Regions from separate parts of the Homo sapiens genome. Here regions 1, 2 and 4 are each linked to region 3. A link is a contact called in ENCODE Hi-C data. All regions are on one chromosome and are shown on one strand. The core of a region is the stretch at or near the end of the contact, and the rest is flanking DNA. Distances in the headings are between cores, read along the strand shown.

The links. Hi-C counts contacts between places; a loop is a spot of excess contacts on that map. Pooled maps may share reads with other maps.
Region 1: a pooled map shows a loop between it and region 3 (13-fold over the local background). The contact joins the promoter of TRAF3IP3 here to the promoter of CENPF in region 3. A Hi-C loop is called at or near these places in 4 of 50 pooled maps.
Region 2: a pooled map shows a loop between it and region 3 (14-fold over the local background). The contact joins the promoter of C1orf74 here to the promoter of CENPF in region 3. A Hi-C loop is called at or near these places in 5 of 50 pooled maps.
Region 4: a pooled map shows a loop between it and region 3 (8-fold over the local background). The contact joins the promoter of UTP25 here to the promoter of CENPF in region 3. A Hi-C loop is called at or near these places in 6 of 50 pooled maps.

The regions. Positions count from the first base shown.
Region 1 is chr1:209,753,088-209,757,586 of GRCh38, reverse strand. It overlaps TRAF3IP3 (TRAF3 interacting protein 3), which reads right to left and starts at 1,534. Exons shown (of 17, transcript NM_025228.4): 1 at 1,278-1,534. RefSeq lists enhancers at 962-1,371, 1,652-1,811.
Region 2 is chr1:209,783,035-209,787,433 of GRCh38, reverse strand. It overlaps C1orf74 (chromosome 1 open reading frame 74), which reads left to right and starts at 2,875. Exons shown (of 2, transcript NM_152485.4): 1 at 2,875-3,056; 2 at 3,725-4,399. The coding sequence starts at 3,800. IRF6 (interferon regulatory factor 6) reads left to right here. Exons shown (of 9, transcript NM_006147.4): 9 at 1-1,817. RefSeq lists enhancers at 1,937-2,552, 2,737-2,996, 2,553-3,170.
Region 3 is chr1:214,601,779-214,606,263 of GRCh38, reverse strand. It overlaps CENPF (centromere protein F), which reads right to left and starts at 3,069. Exons shown (of 20, transcript NM_016343.4): 1 at 2,943-3,069. It also overlaps the pseudogene ABHD17AP3. RefSeq lists a silencer at 2,966-3,175.
Region 4 is chr1:209,826,232-209,831,099 of GRCh38, reverse strand. It overlaps UTP25 (UTP25 small subunit processome component), which reads right to left and starts at 3,128. Exons shown (of 12, transcript NM_014388.7): 1 at 2,930-3,128; 2 at 953-992; 3 at 57-297. The coding sequence starts at 3,036. RefSeq lists an enhancer at 3,039-3,088.

The DNA of each region.
Region 1 (4,499 bases), core at 285-2,784, 4.8 Mb after region 3:
GGCCCCAGGCTGAAGTCACATTTACTTCTGACCTCTGGGTTTGGGCTATAAGGAGAAAGGCTTCTCTGTGGTCTGGACATAATTGCCATCCCAATTACACCAAGCCGAAAGGTAAGGAAGAGATGGGGTCTGCCTGTGTCACACATAAGGTGTGAGGTCCCCTCCCTGTTTGGCTCAGCTTCCCCACAGGTTTTGTAGTGGAGGCAGAACATTGAGAATCCTCCTACCTTCTTGCCGCGAAGAGGAAAGGGCTGTGGGGGAGAAGACAGTGCCTGAGATGAGGTCTCTCTGGGCTCTCCACCCAGGCCACCAACCTTAGTCCACTGAAACACACAGCTGCTCTGCTCTCTGCTTCCTTGGGGCAGACATGGAGCCTTCTTACCCAAGAAAGGAGCTGCAGTGGAAATGGCTCCTTAGAGAGGGGAGTGTTCCCAGATGCCTTGGCTACCACACCTGCTAGGATTTGGTGCAGCATGCTGCATAGAACCCTACCCAGGTTTCTGGGATATCTGGACCCTACTGACTTGCTTGAAAACAAGAAGGTATGTGGGACGGCTGACAGGGGTAGGCTGCTAAAGAAAAGGGAACTGGTCCCTGTAGGGTTCAAAGAAAGATCACTTGGCCACTGCCCAGGCTTTCTGGCATCTCTCAGGTTCCCCCCTGGCAGCATGACTGGGCTCACTTAGAGCTTGGAGGAAGAAGGTTTACTGGCTGGGAAGGCTCAGCCTGGTCTCTCAGGCTGCAGAGAGAGAACAGGGCATGGCTCCTCACCTGACTGTGGCTTGACATGCCTTTCTGAGTCTCGCTTTTACTTCCTGGCCATGTTTGTAATGGAGACAATGAATGGCTTCCTGCATGGGTTGGCCTTCCTGGCCCAGAGCTCTCAGTGTGAACTGAGGGGAGAGGGGCCTGCGCTTAAGCTGCTGGGAAGGCAGTCTTGTGTTCAGGGATCCCTGCTTTGAAGAAAACTGTAAAAGGTCATTTAATTCATGCCCATATCACTGGGTAGCCTGAACTCTAAGTCGTTTGACTCACTCCTAATCTAATGTAATCTAATCTACTGGAACAGAGGAGTGGTGCAAGCTGTACCCTGTGCCATGGCTAGCGCCACAGGAAACCAATACAGGATACTTTCTTGGTTACCCAAACCCCTGACACCCTTAAACTATGCCACCCACTCTCCACCCAGGGGAGCTGGGATGGTAGAGCATCTTCTGCCCTACCCCGAAGTTGGAGTTCCCAAACCTGGACACAAAAGCATCCTCCTTCTCAGTTACCTCCTAGTCCCAGGCTCCAACTCAAGCCACTCGGGAAAGCATTCCAGTCCTGGGCAGATCTTGGCTCTGGTCTCAGATGGAGCAAGACAGCAGATGGGTAAAGCACACGCTTTCAATCCATAGGTCTGGGCCCCATTAACACGTCCCTTCTTGGTACCGTCTTTCTTTTTGCACAGCAGCCTTGCTGAAACAGGAAACAGACAAAGCCACAAGGTTCGCAAACCCCAGTTCCTCTCTCTTGCTCTCTGGTATCATCTAAGTGGGCCCCTGAACTCTGAGGCCTCCAGGGCTGGGCTCAGGAGCTCCTCCCATCAGTAGGCACCCCGGCCACCCTTTCTCTTGCTACTGGATTGGTCGGAGCTCTTGGACAGTTTCAAGTCAAGATTCCTTTCCATGATTAGAAAAGGATAGTCCTCTGGGTCAGATTCAGACCTTTGTGGTTTCTATGAGAGGGAAAAAAATGCCTTTTTGGTGGTAAGACCTAGATGAGATGTTCTCAGTGTAGGCTTTCATGTGTATCAGGTAGTTCTTTGTGTAAGGATTTTCCTTTTTCTTTAGCCACCTCTTCCCAATCCTGGTGTTGTAAAGAGTTTCTGCTCTTCTGAAGTAGGTGGTGTCTTTCTCAGATTCTGGAATGAGACCAACTCTGGATTTGCTCCTTTCTGGAGCAATGAGGAGGGAGTGTAAAGGTGGGTAGCTGGGGGATGAAGGAAGGAATAGAAGGCAGAGTCTTCTACACATTTTTTTATCTGGTCAACCGGACTAGGAAATTTAGGGAAAAACTAAAGGGAACTGATTTGCATGCATTAAGATGAAGCCATCACAAATGATGCAGCCAGGAAATTCCCAAGAAGTTCAGGCTAAAATAGTGGAGAGGAAACTGGATTGGGACAAGTTAACTGAGCAGCTTTGTAACCTTGTAAAATTCACCTTGTCTGGATGCTACTCACTGTGGTAGTTGGGTGATGTATGTGGCTCTTTGGAATTCTAAGGTTTGACACATGTGAGGCAGGTAATGAGACTTAAAAATAGCTGTGATAACATTTATTAACATGTGGAGAGTTTGTCACCATTTTCTCTGCTTCTGCTTCTTTCTCTGTTCTTTGAGGAGAAAAAGGACAAGGAATCGGCAGGGAAAAGCAGAGGATGGATTCTCAAGCACTAGGACTGAAGACAAGTGGCATTTACTCAGGATGAGAGACAACAGCTCAAGGCCCTGTGTCTGGAGCTTGACACATAGAGATGGGAATGAGTAGAGGACAGAGGGCTTGGGGAGCCCAAGATGTCAGAAAAAGAGAATTTTGGCCGGGCACAGTGGCTCACACCTGTAATCCCAGCACTTTGGGAGGTCCAGGTGGGTGGATCACTTGAGGTCAAGAGTTCAAGACTAGCCTGGCCAACATGGTGAAACCCCATCTCTACCAAAAATATAAAAAATTAGCCGGATGTCATGGCATGTGCCTGTAAACCCAGCTACTTGGGAGGCTGAGGCACAAGAATCGCTTGAACCTGGGAGGCAGAGGTTGCAGTGAGCCAAGAATGTGCCACTGCACTCTAGCCTGGGCGACAGAGTGAGACGGAGTTTCACTCTTGTTGCCTAAGCTGGAGTGCAATTGCGCGATCTCGGTTCACTGCAACCTCCGCCTCCCAGGTTCAAGCAATTCTCCTGCCTCAGCCTCCTGAGTAGCTGGGATTACAGGCATACGCCACCATGCCTGGATAATTTTTTGTATTTAGTAGAAATGGGGTTTCAACCATGTTAGTCAGGCTGGACTCAAACTACTGACCTCAGGTGATCCACCTGCCTCGGCCTCCCAAAGTGCTGCGATCACAGGCATGAGCCACCACGCCTGGCCAGAGAATTTTTATTGGCATAGAAGAGTGAGAAGATTCTGGGAGTTCAGGGCATTAGAGCGTAAAGAAAGACAGGAGATTTTAATAGGAGTTCCTATAGAGACCTACTATTTGGACTCCATTAAACATCAGAAAGAAATGTCTACAAAGTCCGCAGTCATTGGGATACTAATCCCATGATAACTGGGATTTAGAGTGGTCAATGATATGCTCAAGATCACACAGAAAGTGTTGGACCCAGGTTTGCTTGACAGTAGGTTTGAGCCCTTAACATTGTGTTCTGAGAACAAAACAATTAATAAGGTTGTCATACCTATCTATCTATATTGAAAAAGACACACACACACACACAGAACTTTGAGAATAGAAAATATACCTTATTTTCAAATGCCCACGAGACATTAAAAAAATTGACCATATGGATCAAAAAGTAAACCTCAGTATATGTTTTGAAAAGTTGATCTATTATGGCAGGATTTTCTGACCACAGTACAATACAATTGAAATAAATAACAAAAGATGGAAGAAAGAAACACTTTAACTTCTTGGAAAAAAATTCTTCCCATTTACTCTGAAAAGATAGAGGGAATTTCAAATCTGCAATTAAGAATGCATTGAAAACGGTGATAGTGGCAACATTATGAGGAAAATCTGTGAGGTATGGCCAAGCAGAATGCAAGGAAAATTCCTAGCTTTAAACATTTTCATTACCTAAATCAAGAAGATTAAAAATAAATTTCCTATTCATTTATTTTCAAATGAATTGCTAAAAAATGATCAGAAAAAAAGGAGGTGAGAATTTTGAAATGATAAAAGGAGAATATATAATAAGTTAGAATCCTGTTTAAAATTGATAAAAAAAATTCAGTTTTGTGTGTGCATCTGGCAGGGGGAGGAATGGTAGACATACAAATAGAAAACAAAATCAATAAAATAAAATATCAGCGAGCCAAATCAATTTAAAAAAGAGAAAAGACATTATAAAAGTTTAGGAATGATACATGGAAAGTAGCCACGATACGGTGGAAATTAATTATAGAGAGTCATTTGTGTAACTATGCTAATGATTTTTAAAATCTAGATAAAATGGATTTAAGAAAATGAATTTACCAAATTAAGCTCAAGTAGAGATTTGTAGTGTAATCATCAGCTGGCCTCCAATAGAGGGTTTAATTCAGGCTGCTCTTGAGCTGGGCACCAGGCTTTTAGTGGCCAGTATCCTTTGCTTCTCCTCATCATTTCCAGGTTCAATGGGAACAACGGCTCCCTTTTTTGATGGTCATATTCTGAAACAGTTTCCTTGATAGATGCTGGGCCCTGTGTAGTCCCCCATGAGGCGATGAGTATGGGGTAAGCTACCCTTTCCTT
Region 2 (4,399 bases), core at 1,626-4,125, 4.8 Mb after region 3:
GTGTGTTAAGGCTGGGATGAAGAAGGGCTGGGCAGTACTCTTCTGGAAAGGCTCACCTAGCACGAACCTGCTTGTCTCCCTTACTAGTGGAGGTATCTGAGTGTGAACAGTGAAGGTAAAGAGTGGTATAGAACAATGCAGCTGTATCTGTCACAAACTGGTCTTATCTAGAAACATCTGCTGAGTCTCTAACCCTTTCAGCTTTCTCTTCTTTTTTGAGACAGAGTCTTGCTTTGTTGCCCAGGCTGGAGTGCAGTGGCAAGTCACCACTTACTGCAGCTTTAAGCTCCTGGGCTCAAGCAATCGTCCTGCCCCAGCCTCCTGAGTAGTTGGGACAACAGTCGTGCACTATGATGCTTGGCTAATTTTTTTTTTATTTTTGTAGAGATGAGGTCTTGCTATGTTGCCCAGGCTGGTCTTGAACTCCTGGGCTCAAGCAATCTGGGACCTAAATGGCAAATAAGATGCTAATCTGTGGTTGCAAGCCCCAGTCCTCTTGAATAGTGATGCCTATCTGTCTGTGTCGGGACATAGTAAGGAAGCCCATGTCTAGTCTGGTACCTTTAAACCAGGCCATCTCCAACTTTTCAAAATGACTCAAAAGTTGAGCTAGCCTTATTTTAAAAACTAAAAGTTCAAAATCAGTGGTGACATGAGGACTTATTTATTTAAAGTGCTTAAGCCTTGGTTTTAGAGTTTCTAAGAGACCTAGTGGAATTTGCTATTATGAAAAGCATGAAAAGATTAAGAAACCTGGCTAAAGGTCAGGTGCCCAGCTTCGAGGAAAAGTTGGGCTTTTAGGGACCGGGAAGCATTAAAGGCACAGAAACTTTACATTTTGGGGGTCATTTTGTTGAGTAGGTGAAGTGAGGGATTTGGGCTTGATATTTGGCTGCCCCATCTCTACGTGGGAACTCAAAGTTAAAAACCCACTGTAGGTAAATTAGAAGGGCAGCTCTTGAATCTGGGCCAGTCTATATCCCTTCTGTGAAGTGCTAACAGCCAGGCTATCTGTAGCCTGGGTGGGAGCCCAGATAATGTGAGCTGGTAAAGGGTATTGGAAAAGTGCCAAGAAATGCCAAGCTTTTGGTTCGTAACCACTATAAAAAGTTTATGAACATGTCAGAGGAATGGATGAGTGATTTGTGAGGTCTTAACTAGATACCCCGGTTTCTTCCTTGTTTTGGCTTCTTTTCAGAATGCCGGGAGAGTACATGCAGGGATTCCATCTAATCACCCTCAGCACTCTTTCTCTGGTCCTGCTGGATAGATTTAGATTTCCTTTCTTTTTTTAGGGCCTCAGTCTGCTATCTCCTTTGGTGGCTACCACCACTCACTCCCTTGATATCTTCTACTCCCTTGCCTTCACCTTGCTTAAGACTGAGAAGGGAGTTAGATTTTGTCACTAGCTCTTCTTTTTCCTCACTGTGTACCCCACCAAACAAGATTAGTTCAAGTTAAAAAGAACCTACTGGAGGTAAACTGGGAGAGCAAGTGTTGGATCTGGGCTGGTCCCTTTCCCATAAAATTAGGTCCCTGGTTGTATGTTCCCATAGCACCCCATACTTCCTCTCTCAGAATAATCATTTCCCTTGTAATGCTCAGCATCCGCATCCTGCTTGACTGCAAACTTGCTGAAGGTAGGGACTGTTTGTCTTGGACTTCGCTGCCAGTCCTTAGAACAGTGTCTGGGACACAGTGTGTTCTCAAATATTTGTTGCTGGAATAAATGAATGAACTAAATCAGTCTTTTAGGGATTTACTGTTAACCACCATGGGAAAATTAAATAAATGCGGGGAAGGAAAACGTTCTAAAATTAGAAGACTACTTTCTACTCTCAGCTTCTGATTCCCTCTGAGCTAAGAACCAGACAGCCTTAGGCTGGTAACTCCTATAAGCTGGTCCTCCTCCCATGCTGACCCCATCTTTACTGTACAATTCACTTTTCATGGACTGAAGGCACCACCAAGATAGATCCAGGAGTGACAACTCCAGTGTAGGTGTCCACTGTTCCCTTAATCTCTGTCCTGCTCCAAGTATAAATAAATTGGGGCCATTTCCTTAGATATTGGGGTTTTCTCAAGAAATCCTTTCCCTTCGTGGCATGGGTCAAATCGCTGGTAGTTAAAAAGGTGTTAACTCTTACGTGAAATAACACTTTTTCTTTGTAATGACCTGACTGGAAAGCCTCTGTGTCATCACTTCTCATTTCTTATTTGAAATCAGCAAACTGGATTCAGTAGACATGAACTTAAGCCCCATGAAAGTGGGGGTTTTGTCTGTTTTGCTCACTGCAGTACCTCCAGGGCCTAGCAGCATGACTGGCACATATTTGTTCAAAGTGAATACTCACACCTTCACACCCTCCCTAGAGAGCTGTTGTAGGCCTCTCAAATGTAGGATTTAGGGAAGTCAAGTTAAAAAAAATTAAAACGTTTCAGCACCACCCACAGGTGAGGCTATTCTGCAAAATATGTTGTCTTGAGGTATGTTTCGTCTGGACAAAACGTATTTCCACAGACACAAATCAAAGGTGTTTATTAACTGCTGTGTGCCCTGTTTCTGGATTCCCAGTCAAGTGGGACACCAGACGTCATAACACAGGGAGGACGTTCGGCGAAGCAAAATGAGGGCAGCAGCGGGAAACCAGTTTCACCAGGTTCCGCCTTTTCTCGTTTACTTCCGCCCTTCCCAGTTCCTAAGCCGACAGATGGGGCCGCGTTCAGTCTGGCCGGAAAGGGCGGGCCGCACGGTGGCCCAAACTTCCGGCGCGCAGTAAGGCTGCCTAGCTAGTGATTCTAACGCGAGGCGCGCGAGCGGCTGGATGACGTCACGGAATGGGGGGAAAGAGGGCGGCACTCGAGTGGGTGCGCATGCGCAAGAAGGTGCCTGCGGGACTGGAGCAGAGCGGGCTGCGAGGGTCTTCCCAGCGCAGGCGGGTTTTCCAGTGTTACTTGCGGCTGGGCGTGGGGGACTAGCTGCCTTTCTGGCAGCAGGCAGGAAGCCGCAAAAAGTTTCTGAGCCCCCGAACCTGTAGCGGACGTGGAAAAAGAACGTATGTGAGACAGACTTATGCCTCATTTAGCAAATCACTATAACATGCTCTGGTGTGGGGTGTGTGGATCGGAGAAATCTCATCTTCCGAGGGTCCTTGATGTCGGACAGAAAGGGAAGGCGGGGCCAGCAGAAGTTAAAATACTACCCTTCTGCAGTTCTAGTGGATTTCATTCATTCATTTTTATGTGTCAGGGTGAGATGGTTGTTAGTCCACATTCTGGTGTATATTAATCAAATTACTATTCTTATAACTATTCTCTGGCGGGAAGAGTAGGGGAGTTGTCAGTGGAAAGGATACATTTGGAACTTGGAGCTCTGTCCCAGAAGGGCTTTTGGGCGAAATGCTGTGAATTTTGCCAAACACTGCCCCGCCTCCGCCTCTGCCCCAAATTCCCTACGGTTTGAACCAGAGAACGTAATTTGCAACAGGTGAAATTTAGAATAAAAGCCAGAGGGAATATAAATCTAGCTATAAGGCTAGAAAAACACACGAATTTATGATTGAGGGAGACCAAGTCAACCAGAAAAATCAAGCAGCATCGGTGAAACTATCTTGTCTGGGCTGGGTCGCCATTTCAAAGCAGGGAGGGACAGAATAACCTTTGGAAGATACCGCGATTTAACAGGAAGGCTGTTAATAATTCCCTGCTCCTGCTTTGTTTCTAGGCCCCTCCTCAAGTGTCTGGCTGAAAGATGCCACCCAGGGAAGGGAACTCGGGCTAGCTAAGGAGGCCATTCTTGATGTTGCTTCTAGATCTCATGTCATCACCGAGCCCTCAGCTGCTGGTGGCAGCTGCTCAGCAGACCCTTGGCATGGGAAAGAGACGGAGTCCACCCCAAGCCATCTGCCTTCACTTAGCTGGAGAGGTGCTGGCTGTGGCCCGGGGACTGAAGCCAGCTGTGCTCTATGATTGCAACTGTGCAGGGGCATCAGAGCTCCAGAGCTATCTGGAGGAGCTGAAGGGGCTTGGCTTCCTGACTTTTGGACTTCACATCCTTGAGATTGGAGAAAACAGCCTGATTGTCAGTCCTGAGCATGTATGTCAGCACTTGGAGCAGGTGCTGCTTGGTACCATAGCCTTTGTGGATGTTTCCAGCTGCCAGCGTCACCCTTCTGTCTGCTCCCTGGACCAGCTTCAGGACTTGAAGGCCCTCGTGGCTGAGATCATCACACATTTGCAGGGGCTGCAGAGGGACTTATCTCTAGCAGTCTCCTACAGCAGGCTCCATTCCTCAGACTGGAATCTGTGTACTGTATTTGGGATCCTCCTGGGCTATCCTGTTCCCTATACCTTTCACCTGAACCAGGGAGATGACAACTGCTTAGCTCTGACTCCACTA
Region 3 (4,485 bases), core at 1,820-4,319:
CCGCCGCGGTGTTGAGGGCTGGGGGTGGCCCTCGGGACTGGTGTGGAGCCTGGGCCTGACCCACTGACTTGGCTGAGTGGGGAGACTGGAGGGTCGCATCCGGAGCTGGGCCCGGGGACGCCCGCTGGCGGGAAGGGTGCGCGCGCGTCGGAGGCCGCGGCTGACCCTGCTCCGGCGCCTCCAGGTACGGCATCAGCCCGGACAGCATCATCCTGTACGGGCAGAGCATCGGCACGGTGCCCACCGTGGACCTGGCCTCGCGCTACGAGTGTGCCGCGGTGGTGCTGCATTCGCCGCTCACCTCGGGCATGCGCGTCGCCTTCCCCGACACCAAGAAGACCTACTGCTTCGACGCCTTCCCTAACATCGAGAAGGTGTCCAAGATCACGTCGCCCGTGCTCATCATCCACGGCACGGAGGACGAGGTGATCGACTTCTCGCACGGGCTGGCGCTCTACGAGCGCTGCCCCAAGGCGGTGGAGCCGCTGTGGGTGGAGGGCACCAGGCACAACGACATCGAGCTCTACAGCCAGTACCTGGAGGGCCTGCGTCGCTTCATCTCCCAGGAGCTGCCAGCCAGCTCGCCTAGCGGCGGCACCAACCGGCCAGACCTCAGCAATAAGGCAGCCCCCGGACCTCACCCCGCGCCGGCCCCCCAGGGGCTGCATGTGGACCCCCGGGCGGCCCAGGGGACCCCGCTCCAACCCAGGGGCTGTGGACGATGTACAGGCAACAGAGCTACGCACTCCTTTCCTTTTGGAAGCAAGAAGAAAATACGTGAAAACAGAAATTAAAGATTTAAAATTTAAAAAAAAAAAAAAACAAAGCGGATTCTTCTAGCTCAGGCACTTACGGATGTATGACCTTGGGCAAGTTATTTAGCTGCTCTATGCCTTGTTTCCCTTGTTTGTAAAATGAGGATAATAATGATGGTGACTTCCTAAGGCCTTAGAAACAGTAAGCTTTCCTGGTAAGCTTTCCATATATGTTAGCTATTACATACTTTTTAAAAACACTTTTTCACTTGTATATTTCAGCCTATGGTACAAAGGGTGAAGTGGCCTACCTCCTTCTCAGCCACATCTTAGGAAATAGAAATCAGCTGGAAGAAAATATAGCAACTTTCCTTTATTTTAGCCTTCAGAACATAAACAAAAAGAAAAATCATTCATTTTCCAGTTACTTAGGCAAGAGTTTGAGAATTTGTTTTTTTACTAAATAAAGTTAACGGCCATTTTAATGGTTTTTTTCAATCGATTTTATCAATGAAACTTTTTATCAAAACAATAAGCAGTTCATGAAAGTACTAAGAACAATAAAAAAAATTAAGAGGGAGAAGCAAAGGTCTTAGACAACATATAAGTTGGATATCAAAGCCCTGGAAAGCTGTGTTTTGCTACCAGTTTTGTTTTTTTTTCTAGCTCTCAGTTCTTGGAACACAGCATCTTGTATTCCACTCCCATTTATCCCAAAACTACTGAAAGGAGTCACATGCCTCTCAACCAACAAAGGACAACTGACCCTGTCTCAATATCCTCCATTCCAATCTAGTTTGTCAGGAGTCAAAGAACTGTACCCAGAGACACACAACTGTAATTGCCCTAAACAATTCAGCCAGCAACTGAAATCATTACATCAAGATGCTATAGCCAACAGAATATAAAAAGGAGCAATTTAGAAAGATGATTAGAAAATGAGGGGAATAAACATAAAGAAGACTGGCAAGCTGAATGCTTTTCCATTCCAAAGTCTAAGATAGAGAACAATATAGATGTAGACCAAGCTAACTGTGATTAGAGCAGATTTTGGCCCATTAAGGGATCAGCTATCAGCCACCTGTATTGGGCCATTGGGGCAAAAGAACAAAAAAATAAACCCAGAAGTTTACTTTTGAGGAACAGGGAATCGAGGTGGGGAGTGAAGAAAAGCCCTGGATGAAGGTTCCTGCATGGAGGACTTGCAGGACTATTGTCCTTTCCAGAAAATGCTGTATCTTTATCTCTTAAATACGTGGAGGGCACTCTTCATGCCCGAACTACCCAGTCCCTTAGTCCCCAAGGAAGCTCTTGTGTGACCTCCTCCTGCCCCACCTCCACCACTGCTTTCCCGTTGTCAGAATTCCCCACCTCCTCCAAAAAGCCAGAGTCCCCGTGCACTGTACCAAGGCTGGGTCTGAGAATGATAACCCTGCCTTCTCCTCTAGGTCAGGCTCAAGGACACGACCCATGCCTTTTATTTCTGGGTCCTCATTACACAGCCGAGCCGGGCACACAGGCGCGTTCAAATAAATGTGGAAGGGAGGACCGGGCGTAGTGGCTCATGCTTGTAATCCTGGCACTTACAGAGGCCAAGGCGGGAGGATCCCTTGAGCCCAGGGGTTCCAGACCAGCCTAGGCAATATAGGGAGGCCTATCTCTATTTAAAAAAAGAAAAAAAAAAATGTGGACGGGAGGAAGAAGAGAGGGGAAAGAGAAATGCTCGCGTAACTAACCATAGGCACCCCACGTCGCCAACCAGATCAAAACTCAAGCTTACATCTACTCAATAAAACAAAGGACCAGGGCCTGAATTTCAATAAGGTTGGTTACGGGACTGGGAAGGCGGCTTGGAAATACCTAGTCATCTCCAATTCTTTTACGGAGGAAGAAAATGATCCCCTAAAGTGTGAGTCCGTGACCGAGTAGGGTCTGGGACACTAATCCGAGACCAGTTTGAACCCGAGCAGAAGGGCGCAGACACCCCTACGAACCACATCCCGGGGCGGATTCTCCAGTTCGGTCGGGTGGGAGGGGGCGGTCCCCGGCACCTACAGGGCCGGGAGAGTGATCCCAGAGGCCTCCCCGCCCAGTACCCGCCGGCAAAAAGCCAGCGGCACCCCCACGCCGCCCGCCGCCTACCGCCCGCCGCCAGGGCCAGGATCCGGACCCAGTCAGGACGCTCACCTTGCTCTCGGGGACGGGAAAACGACCTCTCGGAGAGTACAGTTCTGGCGCGGCTTCGGCGGGCTGGAGCCCAGAGTCTAATTCAAACTGCCCGCAGCCGCCACCGGTGCCCAATTCGCCCGCTTCTGGTCTCAACCAAACTTACCTCCACGCCTATTGGTCACTCTAAGTAGCTGCGGACCAATCCGCGCCTGCGCACTCAGACTGCCGCGTCTGATTGGCCCTTTCGGATGGATTTTAAAAACAAGCCCTCTACTGGAGGTGCCTGCGCCGGAGTTTACTGTTCTTTTTTGTTGTTGCGGGGAGACGGAGACCACGTGCTTTTGCTAATGCTAGACGCGGTTTTGGACCGCTATTTCCGCAAAAGTCAGGGAATGCGCCCGCTGATTAGGAAGGCGTGGTCTATCGCCTACAGCCAGGGGAACTGTGCTGCCTGGTGAAACCTCTTTTAAACTGCACGTACCAATCTACTTAATTAAACGTAAATTTAGGACATAGATACTAGGTGCTGTGTTTGTCATGCATTCTTTATCCGGTGTCGTTCTTAACAATTCTTTGAGGAAAGTATTATCCTCATTTTATTAAAAAGTTAACAGGCTCATAGAAGCTAAGTACAGTAATTTGAAATTGAATCTACGCAATGCAGGATGTCGCTCTTAAATGCTGTCCTTTATGGTTCATATTTCTAAGACGTGATTCTGAACACTTATTTTCCGGGATTAAGGCGTGGGGGGAGGACACTGCATCAGAATTTAAAATTCAGAAGAATCCTCAAAACGGGGTGTAATGCTTTTCGTGAAGCCCACTAGTTTTCTATGTATGTTATATACTCGTTTTATTTCCCTATTAAACTATAAATAAGCTTCTAAAGGCAGAAGCAAAACAATTAATTGTTAAAGTAATAGATCTCTAATGCTGTTGTCTGCCTCAATAGGTACCAAACTTTCCAGCCCCCTGACTTTACCTTTCATTAGACTGTTCCTGCAGTACCCAATTCAAGTGTCACTTTTTTTATAAAACCTCCCTAATCCCACCCACTCCTTAGAGATAATTATTTCCTAGACCTTTCCTGGAACTTGCAAACTTCATGTTTAGGATTTTCGCCGTGTCTTGTCTTGTATTTATGTCTACGTCTGACTCCCCCATCAGACTCAAAAATTCCTTTACAGTAAAATCTGTTTTAATTCATTTTTGCATCCCTAGTAACTTTGCACATAGTAATTTAAAATCCAGATCATCTTGGGAGATAAAACTGCTATTTGGGGAAAGGCCTTGTTCTTACTATCTTCTACCTTCGAATCCCCAAAGGGAGGGGAGAGAGCAGGTAGGGGAGGAAAACTTTTGTCAGACATTGCCATGATCAGTCTAGTGTCTGGTAGTTTTAGAATTTGAACCAAATTGTGTCTGGCTTCAACACAAATTACAATTCCATTGCTTCCCAGAGTAATTATTCAACTATGTATAGGCTGTTTAAGGAAAAATAAACAGCTAGAAAGACAGATAATAGAGGATATTTTTAAGGTTTGAATAAGAAATTTGCATT
Region 4 (4,868 bases), core at 1,879-4,378, 4.8 Mb after region 3:
AGATGAACTGTCTATAGTTCTGGCAAAGATGATGAGCCTATAGTAAAGACACTTACTCTCTGGACTTTCAGTAGACTCTGCAGCCATCTCTTCTTCCACACTGACATCGCTACCACCATCTTCATCGTTCATTTCTGCATCATCTACAATACTGTCTTCTTCCTCTTCCTCCTCCTCATCTTCCTCTTCTTCCTCAGAAACATTCTTTAATGTAGCAAGTAGTCTGTGGTAGCCAGAAACTTGTTGTGGTTCACTCTCTGAGTCGCTTTCAGAATCTGAAGAATCTGAACTCTCTGACTAAAAGGAAAAGGAGAATTTTAAGAACAAAAACTATATTGTTCTTATTGTTACCCTAAAACTATCATCAAGCCAACATCTATTCAACGAAGCCCAAATTCAAATTTACTTAAAATTGCTAATCTAGCTATGATTCTAGAAGCTCTTCATATGCTCCAAACTGCTACTGCCCCACTTTTAAAACATAAAACTTCAGGTTATGAGATTTAATTTATGTCCCAGGCATTAGGCCACAGGTTTAATAGAACAACAGGATAATTACAAAACAACAAAAGAAAACAGGTTTCTTTTTTTTTTTTTTTAGTTTGTTGTAATATGATAGGCCCTTTGTTCATTTTGCACTGTATTTGTGACTCCTTTATGCTAACCAAAAAAGATATTCCCTCTTAGGATTCACTAAGAGCCCTCTGATAAGCCTCTGTAACAGGGCCTAATAGGCTAGTCTCCTGGGACAATTTCAAACTGTGGCTTCTGTATTAGATATCACAATGGCATTTTTATAGACATCTGCATTTAAAATTAAGTGATACTGCCAAAATAATAGCTTGCATCTGAAATCAAAAGGAATAGAAATGTAATCAAGCTTTATTATTAGATATAATCTTAGTGGGAACAACCCAAAACCAACTATTAAAAAGAAGGTAGAAAGCATTACCAGTTGACAAATCTGTGGCTTTGCTTCCTTTCTGGAAACCCTAAAAAGAAACAGGCAATGTTACATTCTAACTACTAGTATGTAGAAATTAGGAAAAGGTCAAATGAGATGTTAAATGAAAAAGGCAGAATATAACATTATAAATACATTTTAGATATAGTCATGCAAAAATTACACATGCACTTGGGCAGGGCTGGCAAGAATATGGTTAATAACTGACAAATGAAAAGTTTAAGGAGGTCACATGACAAACCCTAGAGTCACACAAGGCTCTCATCCAAAAGAAGGATACAACTTGGCTAAATAAAAGATTTCGGGGTTCATGTTTTTCTAGCAAATTTCTTAATTAGAATGTCCCTCTAAGCTGGGAGCGGTGGCTCATATCTGGAATCCCAGCACTTTAGGAGGCCAAGGTGGGAGAATCACTTGAGCCCAGGAGTTTGAGACCAACCTGGGTAACATACGGAGACCCTGTCTCTACAAAAAAATAAGAAAAATTAGCCCGGAGTTGTGTTGTGCACCTGTAGTCTCGGCTACTGGGAAGGCTGAGGCAGGAGGACCGCTTGAGCCCAGGAGGTGGTGGCTGCAGTGAGCCAGGATTGCAGCACTGGATTCCAACCTGGGCAACGAAGTGAGACCCTGCCTCAAAAAAAAGAAAAAAGAAAAGAAAAGAAAAAAAGAATGTCCCTAACTGATGACAAAGCAGCCCAAAGTAGTGGGATGAGCATTGAGATCATAACTGCACCTAGACATTTCTAGAGAAACCACAACTACTAATACACTTAGTTCCTTATCGTAATTGCAAAGATCAATGATGTCCCAACAAATTCTTTAAAAACACACACAACATATGATGTGACTATAACTAACAATTTATTGTATATTTTCAAATGGCTAGAAGAGCGGATTTTCAATGTTCCCAACGCAAAGAATTGATGTTTGAGATGATGAATATGCTAATTACCCGGATTTGATCATTACACATTGGGTACATGTATTGTTATCAAAATATCACACTGTATCCCACAAATATGTACAATCATTTTATGTAAGTTAAAAATAATTATAAAAACAGGCCAAGCGCGGTGGTTCACGCCTGTAATTCCAGCACTTTGGGAGGCCAAGGCGGGCAGATCACCCGAGGTCAGTAGTTCGAGACCACCCTAGCTAACATGGTGAAACCCCGTCTCAACTAAAAATACAAAAAATTGATCGGGTGTGATGGCGGGCGCCTGTAATCCCAGCTACACGGGAAGCTGAGGCAGGAGAATCGCTTAAGCCCGGGAGACGGAGGTTGCAGTGAGCTGAGATCGCGCCACTGCACTCCAGCCTGGGCGACAAAGCGAGACTCTGTCTTAAAAAAAAAAAATTATATATATACATATATATATGTGTGTCTACAAAAAATTCCTAGATCTCTGACCACACAAAAATCCGCCCCCATAGCTGGGCGCGGTGGCTCACGCCTGTAATCCCAGCACTTTGGGAGGCCGAGGTGGGTGGATCACCTGAGGTCAGGAGTTCAAGACCAGCCTGGCCAACATGGTGAAACCCCATCTCTACTAAAAATACAAAAAATCAGCCGGGCTTGGTGGCGGGCGCCTGTAATCCCAGCTACACGGGAGGCTGAGGCAGGAGCATCGCTTGAACCCGGGAGGAGACAGAGGTTGCAGTGAGCCAAGATCGCGCCATTGCACTCCAGCCTGGGCGACAGAGCGAAACACCGTCTTAAAAAAAAAAAAAAAATCCTCCCCCACACAACGGGCGTGCCTCTTAGCAGGAAATTACAGGCTCAACAAAAAGGCCCGTGAAGCACTCCATCTCCCGGCGGGATGGCGCCAGAATCTCCCCGGCCGAGCACAGCGGGAGCCAGGGAATAGTGGGAAAAGGCCGGAGCAGCACTATCTGGGAGACCAGAGGACCAAACTCGAGGATACATCTCTGGCGACTGGGGAGCCCTGCCACGCCCCTTCAGACCTGTCATAGAAGGGATGCTCCTCGCCGAAATCTCGAAGATGTTTCTTCTGCTTTTTAGTTAGGGTGTTGAGTAGCTGGCTCTGGCTCCGGCTCCCGCGTTTGCCCATAGCGAAAACGTCAAGTTTGCCCACTTGCAAGAGTCGCGGTTTTCCACCAGGAAGTTGTCCAGTCAACACAAGCACGTGGGCTCGCTGACTGCGCTTTACGGCGAAAGCAAGGTGCCATAAAGCAGATCCGCTTTACGTCGCGCTCGTACGACAGGCTTAGAACATCCGGTTCCCGGTTCTGCCCCCTACCGCAGCTCTTTGAAAGCACGGGAGTTCGTTCACTAGTGTTCTCAGAGCCCTAGAACGTGGGCAGCTGGGCTTCCCGGGTTGCGTGAGTCGGGGGCATGAGCTTTGTGCTTGTGTTTTGGTTATGGAAATCAGTCTGCGTAAATGTGTAGTAGCGGAGATAGTCGAATGCAGTGACTTTACAGTATACTGCAATAAAAATATCAACCAACATTTAAGGGTGCCTGAACATCTCACTTCATCACCACAACAGTGTACAGATAGGTCTTGTTAATAAGCCTGGTGTTGCAGATAAGGAAACTGATGCTTAGAAAAGATAACACGCTAGCGGCCGGGCGCGGTGGCTCACGCCTGTAATCTCAACACTTTGGGAGGCCGAGATGGGCGGATCACCTGAGGTCAGGAGTTCGAGACCAGCATGGCCAAACATGGTGAAACCCCGTCTCTACTAAAAGTACAAAAATCAGCCGGGCGTGGTAGCGGGCGCCTGTAATCCCAGCTACTCAGGAGGTGAGGCAGGAGAATCGCTGGAACCCGGGAGGTGGAGGTTGCAATGAGCCGAGATCACTCCACTGCACTCCAGCCTACTCCAGCCTGGGCGACAAAAGCTAGACTCCATCTCGAAAAAAAAAAAAAAGAAGAAAAGAAAAGAAAAGATAACACGCTAGCAAGAGAAGAGAGAAAAACCTTAACTGATGCAACCACATGCTTTTACCCATTAGGGTCTGCCGCCTGTGTGTGTTATATCAATCATGGGGCCCACAAGTCTGAGATTCCCACCCTCACCCTATTCTCGCATTTTCTGAAAGTATTGGAAGAGTCCCCGCAAACAAATCTGTTCCAGCATTCCCCATTTAACAACAGCAGAAACACATCTAGAGAGGTAAAGTGACTTTACTGAAATCACCCCAGTCAATGCTAGAAAAGGCTGTGAAACCCAATCCAGTGTCTCATAACTGAACTCGGACAAAAGGGGATGGAAAAGCTTTTGAAGGTAAAGGAACCATCTTACATTTTGATCATGCTAGTAGTTACACCTTGTATACATAAGAAAAGTTAAACTGTACAGTTAAAATGGGTGAATTTTAATGTATTTAAATAACACCTAAATAAACAGGAAAAAGCAAAAATATAAAAGTAGACTCAGTATTCTAGGGATTTGCAAGTGTGCAGGGCTGCTTGAGACCACAGGATAAAGATGGTGAGATCCTTTTCCTAATAGTAACTTATGCTACCATGTTCTATAGAAACAGAGTGCTTAAATCATAAGCCGCAGAATTCACTTGAATATTTACGGTAAAACAGGAGCGTCCAAAATGAGAGAAATGAGAAGCAAAATAATAGCTCTGCTATTGGAGTGCTACTGTGGGAAATTTGGGTTTTCCCTGATACTGTGTCACACCATAGAAGTTGTAATAAAACCATTAGAATGCGATTCTTGTCAGTTCTAGTGACCATCTACTATTCCTAATTAGATTCGGAGAGGCTGGGGTGGGGATGGGAGGACAGGGCCGGAGAATATGAGGAACACATGCAAACAGAGCGGGTGGTGCCCAGCAGCTGGGCCAGCCAAGGAACCCATAAATAGCCATTTGTCTTCTATGTAATTTCAAGATAAAAGGTACAGTCACTTAGGTCAACAAAAG